Linked DNA regions of Homo sapiens: region 1 is linked to region 2. Evidence: chromatin contacts called from ENCODE Hi-C or POLR2A ChIA-PET data. All regions are on one chromosome and are shown on one strand. The core of a region is the stretch at or near the end of the contact, and the rest is flanking DNA. Distances in the headings are between cores, read along the strand shown.

Region 1 (4,248 bases), core at 1,424-3,923, 2.2 Mb after region 2:
TATAGGCGCCTGCCACCACACCAGGCTAATTTTTTTGTATTTAGTAGAGACGGGTTTTCACCATGTTAGTCAGGCTGGTCTTGAACTCTTGACCTCAGATGATCCACCCACCTCGGCCTCCCAAAGTGCTGGGATTACAGGTGTGAGCCACCGCGCCCAGGGATGGCCTTTATACTTTTGTAAGCTTGAGGGCCCTCTGTCTTTCATCTCTGGATGCCCTGTCGCCAGCACCTCTTGCTTTTGGGGGTGGACCGCCTCCCACCCTCCTCCACTCTTTCCCTCCCTCCTCCCACTGCTGCCAGCAAGCCCATGTGCTCATCAGTGTGGTTATAAGAGATCTGCCTACCCCTTCCTCCATCCATCCCCCTAAATCGACTCCTCTAGAACTGTCACCTCCAACTCCCATTTTGGATGGACGAACCTAGACAGGGAGACAACACCGACTCACTTCTGGGCTCATAATTATTTTTTAAATGTCACCTTCCTAATCTGACTAATGACTGGCTTTTAAGAAAAATTTTAGCTCCTCTGTATGAAAATTCAATAAAATTCCTTTCACCACTTAGTCAATAACTACTATATCTAAACACTATGCACATACACGCATATTTATGCTGTTTGATTGTATATTTCAATCTTAGATTGGTGCTATGTCTATATACACACATATGTACATATCACCAAAAACAAGATAGAAAGAAAACAAAACGTCTGTTGTTTAAATATGTCTCCCATTTCCTTCACAAGAGTCCCTGTTTTCACAAATTGCGAAGGGCATCTGTTTTACAAAACATTTTTTCATGACACTATCCCAGACATACAAATTTCGCCTGTTGCTGGGAGCAATGAATTCTCTCATAAGCTAGGTTTCAGTAAGTATGTCTTGTTTTTTGGCGAAATTATTAAATTGGGCATTCTTAACTTTGTCTGCAAGTGAAATTCTCAGTCTTGTTTTACCTGTAGAGAAAGGCCGGTCTGCTTTCCTGGAAGGCTAAGTCTGCATGGTTACGTTCTCAGCATGAAAAAAATCAGAAAACCCCGTCTCAAAGATGAAGGGGGTAAGCGAGAGACCCATTTACTGCAATGTTTAAAAATCATTAATAAAAACAGTCAAAACGCTTTGGCTGAGTGTAAGAATCTCTGTGAGTGTTCTATTTAAAACACTGAATCATGTTCACGCAAAGCCTGACTCAGTCCTTGGTGGAAGTGTTTCAGGGTTGTTCAGTAAACCCACACCCTAGCACCGGGACGCCTCCTAACACAAATCCCACATTAAAAGCTGGGTTTTTCTTACACATGGTAGCGTGGCTCACAGAGCTCCCTTGTGGGAAGGCCCTGTGGGGAGGCTCAGGGATGGCCAGGAAGGACACTGCCCAGTGAGTGACCACAGCAGCTGTGACACGGAAGCCCTTAGGCACACAGGTTCTAGCTCACTTGCCTTCCTTTTCTGGGGCCTTAAAATGTGTGCCTTAGGCAGGGAAGGGTGGCTCATCCCTGTAATCCCAGCACTTTGGGGGCCTGAGGCGGGAGGATCACATGAGCTCAGGAGTTCAAGAGCAGCCTGGGCAACATGGCAAGACCCCGTCTCTACAAAAAAATAGAAAAATTAGCTGGGCGTGGTGGTGTGTACTTGTGGTCCCTGTTCCTAGGGAGGCTGAAGTGGGAGGATTGCTTGAGCCTAGGAGGTCAAAGCTGCAGTGAGCTATTATGGTGTCACTGCACTCCAGCCTGGGCAACAGAGCAAGACCCTATCTCAAAAAAAAAAAATGTGCCTTAAAGAACAACATAATATTCAGTGCTAAAAAGAAATGAGCTATCAGAGCAACAAGAAGACATGGAAGAACCTGAAATGCATATCGCTAAGTGAGAGACGCCAATGTGAAAAGGCGACATACCGGATGATTCCAACTGCATGGCATTCTGGAACAGGCAAAACTATGGAGAGAGTAAAATGATCAGTGGGTGCCAGGAGTTTCAGGTGGGGTGTGGGGGACAAATAGTTGATGCATAAGGGATTTTTAGGGTGGTACAGCTGTTCTGTATAATAATGTAATGCTGGATACATGACATCATAAATTCATCAAAAACAGCATGTACAACACAGAGTGAACTGTAGTATAAACTATGGACTTTAGTTAAAAATAAGGTATCGGTACTGGCTCATCAGTTGTAACCAATCTATCACACCAATGCAAGATTTTAATAACAGGGAAAACTGTTAGGTGTGTGAGACCTCTCTCTACTTGCTGTACACCTAAAACTGCTTTAAACAATAGTCTTTAATTTTTTTCTAAATGCTATAAACAACAACAGTCTGAGAGAATCAAAACATATAAGATGACCCAGTTGGGGGCACATATAGCACATACAGTTTAAAGGAGAGCATTTTTCTCCTTTTTTTTTTTTTTTAGAGAGGTACAAAGACCCACAAACAAAAATGTGGTTTGACATAGTTTCTCTGTTGGAGCCTTTCCAGCACCAGAACAGACAGGAAGTGTGTATTACCAACAACTGCGGCACAAATCCAGGGCTGGGCTCTGCACACAGGGCAGTCACCAACTATCTATTTTTTGATACATTAGGATTCATCGCCACCAAGCTCGGCATGTTCAATGTTGGCAAGTGGGTCTGCCTTGGCTGCAAAGGGACTGACTCTACAGGCTCATGTGCCGCCTGCATGAGGGCCTCGGCTATTTTTAGGTACCAGCTAATCCATTCAATGCATAATGTTACCACCGATGACTCACAGCTCACAGAAGTCAACCAAAAAATAGTAGAATGAAAGGAAAGCCATCGGTAGACAGCCAGTAAGTACATCATGATAACAACTGCTGTACGAGCACACACACAGGCACACTCACACCCACGCCAGGACAGTCGGGAGGAGGAAATGGCACTGAATATTAAGCAGCCACCGAGTCAGGGAAGCAGTCACCTCGGGAGGCGCTGGGAAGCGACAGACGGCCCTAATAACACAGAGCCTGGCATTTAGGAAAGAAGCAAAGGAACGTGTCAACCCAGAGCACTTTACCAATACATTTTACAACTCCACTGAGCAAATGCTGTGTACTCTTCAGAGAAGCTGAACCTAGGAAGGGTGAGACAGAAGGATGGGATAATATAGAACGCCGCCAGATGGAAGCCAAAGGCTCCCCAGCTGGGGCCATCCTGGGCAGGGCTGTCCCAGCGGGCACGTCACTAACAGCCTCTTGCAGAAGAGGAGCCTGGGAGCCCTTGTTTCTGCATTGGTTGTCTTACTGATCTGGAGGGCTGGAGCACCAATGCACCCCTCAAATCCAGTTCATACTCAGAAATACAGATTGATATGCTCACGCAGGCTGGCATGACATCATTTAGCCTTAGAAACAGGAACGGCGGGAAGGGTGCTCGCCTCGGCCACTCGCGGGATTCCACCCCGAGGATTACAGGCAGGGTAAAAATGGCTTATTGTGCTCATTGGAAAAGTTCAGCCTTCTTTCTAGACTTTCATCAGCTGCCTCTCCTTCCATAAACTCTTTTTAGAACACGAGGCCTTTGATTTATTTTTCAGCTGTGAATCACTTTCTCAGGGCCCGAGCCATCTAAGTTGAAGCAGGGAAGGGAAAACTAACATTGCACAAGGTCCCAGTGCTACTGACGGGTGAGGGATATGTTCAGACTCAGATCTCTTCAGTGCCAGTTCCTGCATTTTCCAAGCAGCTAACCTACTTCCTACCCAAGGAGGAGGTGCGAAGCCCCATCCTTCTTTTGAGTTGCATTGGCTCCCACGTTGATGCTATCGCCTCGGGGGTCGCATCTGGATGCGCCACAGACTTATGGCCTCAAACTTGGAGGATATTAAGTGGATTATATTTGGCAGTGAGGCCCAAGGGAAGTGATTCTGTCATCCTTTGGGACTCTCAACCAGAATCAAGGCATGGCAAAGCAGCAACTCTCTTCCAGGGTGGGGAACGTGCTATCACCCTCCACTGAAGAGGAAGGAGGCTTCCTTTGGTGCACGCAGTAACAATGGACAACACCTGGCATTCCCCTTTCCTCCCACAGCACCTAGGTGGGGGCCTGGGGGATGCATAGACGCTTTGCTCGAGTGGAGAAAAGCTGTACTGGGCAGGGCAATGCCACAGGGATAGTGACAAACACGGAAAAGCATTTTTCTCCTACATTGCCTCGTCTGGAGCGTCAGCTGGGACAATGCTGGGGGCATCTTTCCACAGTCTTAATGAGGAATTCAGCCCCTTAAAAATCATC
Region 2 (4,243 bases), core at 749-3,248:
CACTACTTTAGAAGGACTTCTTAGTATATAGATACTAACACTTTGCTATTCATATTTGAGATAAATAATTTTATTTTTTATTATAAAGAAGTATATTTTGCATGTTTGAATGTGTTAATTTTTTAATTAAATTGTTACTTTGTTACCGGAAAGGGGTCCCAATCCAGACCCCAAGAAAGGGTGTATTAGTCGGTTCTCACACTGCTATAAAGAACTACCTGAGACTGGGTAATTTATGAAGAAAAGAGGTTTAATTGACTCACAGTTCCACAGGCGGTACTGGAAGTATGGCTGGGAGGCCTCAGGAAACTGACAATCATGGTAGAAGGCAAAGGGGAAGCAAGTATGTGTTACCATGATGGAGCAGGAGAGAGAGCTAAGGGGGAAGTGCCACACACTTTTTTTATTTTGGAGACAAGAGTCTTGCTCAGTTGCCCAGGCTGGAGAGCAGTGGCATGATCTCAGCTCACTGCAACCTCTGTCTCCAGGGTTCAAGTGATTCTTGTGCCTCAGCCTCCTGAGTAGCTAGGACTACAGGCACATGCTACCATGGCCTGCTAATTTTTGTATTTTTAGTAGAGACGGGGTTTCGTCATGTTGCCCTGGCTACTCTCAAACTCCCAAGCTCAGGTGATCTACCCATCTTGGCCTCCCAAAGTGCTTGGCTTACAGATGTGAGCCACCACACCCAGCCACTACGTACTTTTAAACCATCAGGTCTCATGAGAACTCACTCACTATCATGAAAACAGCAAGGGGAAATCCACCTCCATGAACCGATCACTTCCCACCAGCTCTCCCCCCAACACTGGGGATTACAATTCAACATGAGATTTGTGTGGAAACAGAGTCAAGCCATATCTGAGGGTTTTTGTACCTCTCACAATCTGTCTCTCCTGGGATTCTAATGTACAGGTGAGTTTGATAACCACTAGGCTAGAGGAAATGTACTAGAAAACACACACACACACACACACACACACACACACACACACACAGAGAGAGAGAGATTTAATGTCTCAAAATGTGTCTGCTCAAAAGTATCATTCAATAATTTCATGTCTTTTTGTATAAAAGGTCACAGGGATAATATTTACTTCTAAGGAAAATGTCTTTTGATCATGGGAATGATCCAGTTAAAGGGAATAGCTCAACTAAAAGTCAAGGTCTAATTTATAAATGAGGTTTATACTCCCCTTTTCCCCATGGTTCCTTCTTGCAATTTAAATCACATAATGGATTGTCATAAATGGGATCATAGTTTCCTGCAGGGACCCTGCTCTAATTATTGGTTGACTCTTGATTAAGAACCAAGCATGACATAAATTAATCAGAGATACAAGTAGCAGTCTGTCAGAAGAATAACTATTCTGTGGTTAAAATCTTTTTATTTCATATAATAAAACCACAGTTCAAGTCCAGAACCGGGGCCTAATGTGTGGTGTATTCAGATTATACAAGAGATACCTAAACCTACATTAAACGAAGAGGCAGCACACCAGAACAAAGCCCCACTGTGTCATAAACTTCACCGAAAACTAAACTGTGCCAGCTATGATAGTTACCTCAAAAGATTGTCCTGAGAATTATAATGGGATTTGTATGTGAAAGAACTTACTGAAAATCACAATTATAACCACCACATTTTGAGTTCCATTATCTGCCAGACCCTGTACCTGGCACTGAACAGACCTCATTTCACTTCGTTCTCATGGTAACACTTTGAGTGAGGAATTAACTCATCCCTCGTTCAAGGCTACACTGCCAGGGAGCCGGGATACCAGGAATGAACCCGGCCCTTCCTCCCACACATGTCCCTCCCATAAACCCTGCTCTGTCTTTTACAAATGCCATGCAGCTAATCCCAAGCATTGTGATTAATGTTCTCTTAGAATACAGAGTTATTCACAGGATTATTTGGGAGGCCCAGACAGCTTTAACAAGCTGCCTAAAGACGTTCAAGCTGATGGTTTCATTTTCACTTAGGAAGAACTTCTGACACTGATTGGGGCATTCCGTCTTTCTGTTACCCTTGCAGTCGTTGTGATAGGAAAATGTTTTTGTGTTTGATGATGAAGGTTGTTACTGAAAGAACTCAGATTTCAACTCTCTCTAGATCTCCAGGATATAAGTGAAAAAAGCAAGGTTTCAGAAACAATAAAATGCCAAGCTATATATAAGAAAGAGGGAAAACACACAGAGTCCTATTTGCTTAATTTTTTTATATGATAGGATAAAGCAAAAACTAATAAAAAACAGTTACTTATCAGGAAGAAGGGACAGGTCAGAGAGGTGAGAATGGAAGCCAGACTTCTGAGTTCACATTTTGTTGATTTGACTTTGGACTTATGTAAATGTTTTATATAATTACAAAATACAAGTGAATAAAAATAGAAAACAATCCTTCAAAATCGAAAGCAAAGTGGAAAAAAATTAACCTTGTTAATTTCTTAACTTCTAATCACTTTTGTTGAGCAAATGGGTCAACCACATATAAAGGAACTATTTCATATGGCTTTCAAGTACTGTAATATAAATACATCCCCAGTGGATTATACCTTAATGGACCAAACAACTATAAATAAATTTTAAATTGTGTTCAATAATACTACTTATTAATTATATCTTTATTTGGTAATAATATTGGTATTGTTCATTTGAAACATATGTCTGTTTATATATATGTGCAAATATATATGCATCATAATTATGTTAAAGTTATTAGGAACCAAGATTTTCAGTTTAAAAAGGTTGCAAGCATAAAATTAAACAATTTACATACAAACCCTATAACTCTAAATTTAAGTTGACAATATTGATATGAACTCATGATATATCTTCTCTTATAAAAGTATTTCTCCTACAAGCTCATGCTTGTAATCCTAGTACTTTGGGAGGCTGAGGCAGGAGGATTGCTTGAGGCCAGTTCAAGACCAACCTGGCCAACAAGCAAGATCCCATCTCTAAAATAAAATAAAATTTAAAAAAAGTATTTCTAACCACTGTTCACTAAATAATCTGGCAATGAGCATTCTTAGCACTCAGATATTTGACTCTAAATGCCAATCTCCAATAAAAGAAACCAACATTCTTTGGACAAATAGCTGATTCTAGGTTTGGGACAAGAAGTGAACAAGGTGAACCCAGAGCACATTGATTTACTAGAAAGCAAGGAGATTATCAAAGCCTTTGGAGTTGCATCATAAGAATTCTGGATTGGGAGGCTGAGGCAGGTGGAGCACCTGAGGTCAGGAGTTCAAGACCAGCCTGGCCAACATGGTGAAACCCTGTCTCTACTAAAAATACAAAAATTAGCTGGGTGTGGTGGTATGTGTCTGTAATCCCAGCTACTTGGGAGGCTGAGGCAGGAGGATTGCTTGAACCTGGGAGGCAGAGGTTGCAGTGAGCCGAGATTGCACCACTGCACTGCAGCGTGGGTGATAGAGTGAGACTTCAACTCAAAAAAAGAGAGAATTCTGGAACCAACTTGAAGGGACTCTCACTGGGCAAAGATGGAACATTTTGAGCTTCAAAAAGAATAATAACTACAGCAAATAGAATAACTTCAAGGAATCATGTATGTTAAAATCCACAAGTTAATTATAATACTCAAAAATCGTCCTCATTGTTCCCTTTTGGAAGATGCTCAGAAACCAAGTCATTATTTTAAAAGCCAATGAAGAAAATGAGTGAATGATTTATCCTGTCTTGCCTGTGTGAATTGTACTTCAGGGTTAGCAAGCAGTTGTTACAAGAAAGTTCTTTATGCAAGAATTTCAGATAATAAATGCCAGAGAACTAAGAATTTTAAATCGCATTTTTCAACCTCTAATGAAATAATGGAATCAGGCACTGATCAGCAATGGCTATTGATGCCATTATATGAAAAGCTGATGGAAAGCTTTATATGGTTGTGTCAGAGGCATTGGAACCGGAGAGACTCCATCTTGAATAGGGCTGGGTAAAATGAGGCTCACACCTGCTGGGCTGCATTCCCAGGTTAGGCATTCTTAGTCATAAGATGAGATAGGAGGTTACAAGATATGGGTCATAAAGACCCTGCTGATAAAAACAGGATGTGGTAAAGAAGCTGGTCCAAACCTGCCAAAACTAAAATGGCGATGAAAGTGACCTCTGGTCGTCCTCACTGCTCATTATACACTAATTATAATGCATTAGCATGCTAAAAGACAGTCCCACCAGTGCCATGACACTTTGCAAATTGCCATGGCATGGTCTGGAA

Evidence for each region. A loop is a pair of places that touch in the nucleus more often than their neighbours do. ChIA-PET counts read pairs that join two places held with the same protein, here RNA polymerase II (POLR2A). Pooled maps may share reads with other maps.
Region 1: a pooled map shows a loop between it and region 2 (2.3-fold over the local background). The contact joins two enhancer-like sites. A Hi-C loop is called at or near these places in 1 of 50 pooled maps. POLR2A ChIA-PET finds 5 or more read pairs at or near these places in 4 of 52 experiments (GM10248, PC-9, T-cell and 1 more).

Annotation. Positions count from the first base shown.
Region 1 is chr6:16,317,463-16,321,710 of GRCh38, forward strand. The region is part of intron 7 of ATXN1 (ataxin 1); the gene reads right to left. Among named protein-coding and RNA genes, the nearest start is that of GMPR, 81 kb to the left of the region's middle. RefSeq lists enhancers at 2,876-2,995, 2,908-3,741. Within about 2 kb of position 2,674, at least 32 of the 41 ENCODE cell types and tissues checked have a DNase peak (open chromatin) inside an H3K27ac peak, as active enhancers do.
Region 2 is chr6:14,073,418-14,077,660 of GRCh38, forward strand. No RefSeq gene overlaps it. Among named protein-coding and RNA genes, the nearest start is that of CD83, 42 kb to the right of the region's middle. Within about 2 kb of position 1,999, at least 13 of the 41 ENCODE cell types and tissues checked have a DNase peak (open chromatin) inside an H3K27ac peak, as active enhancers do.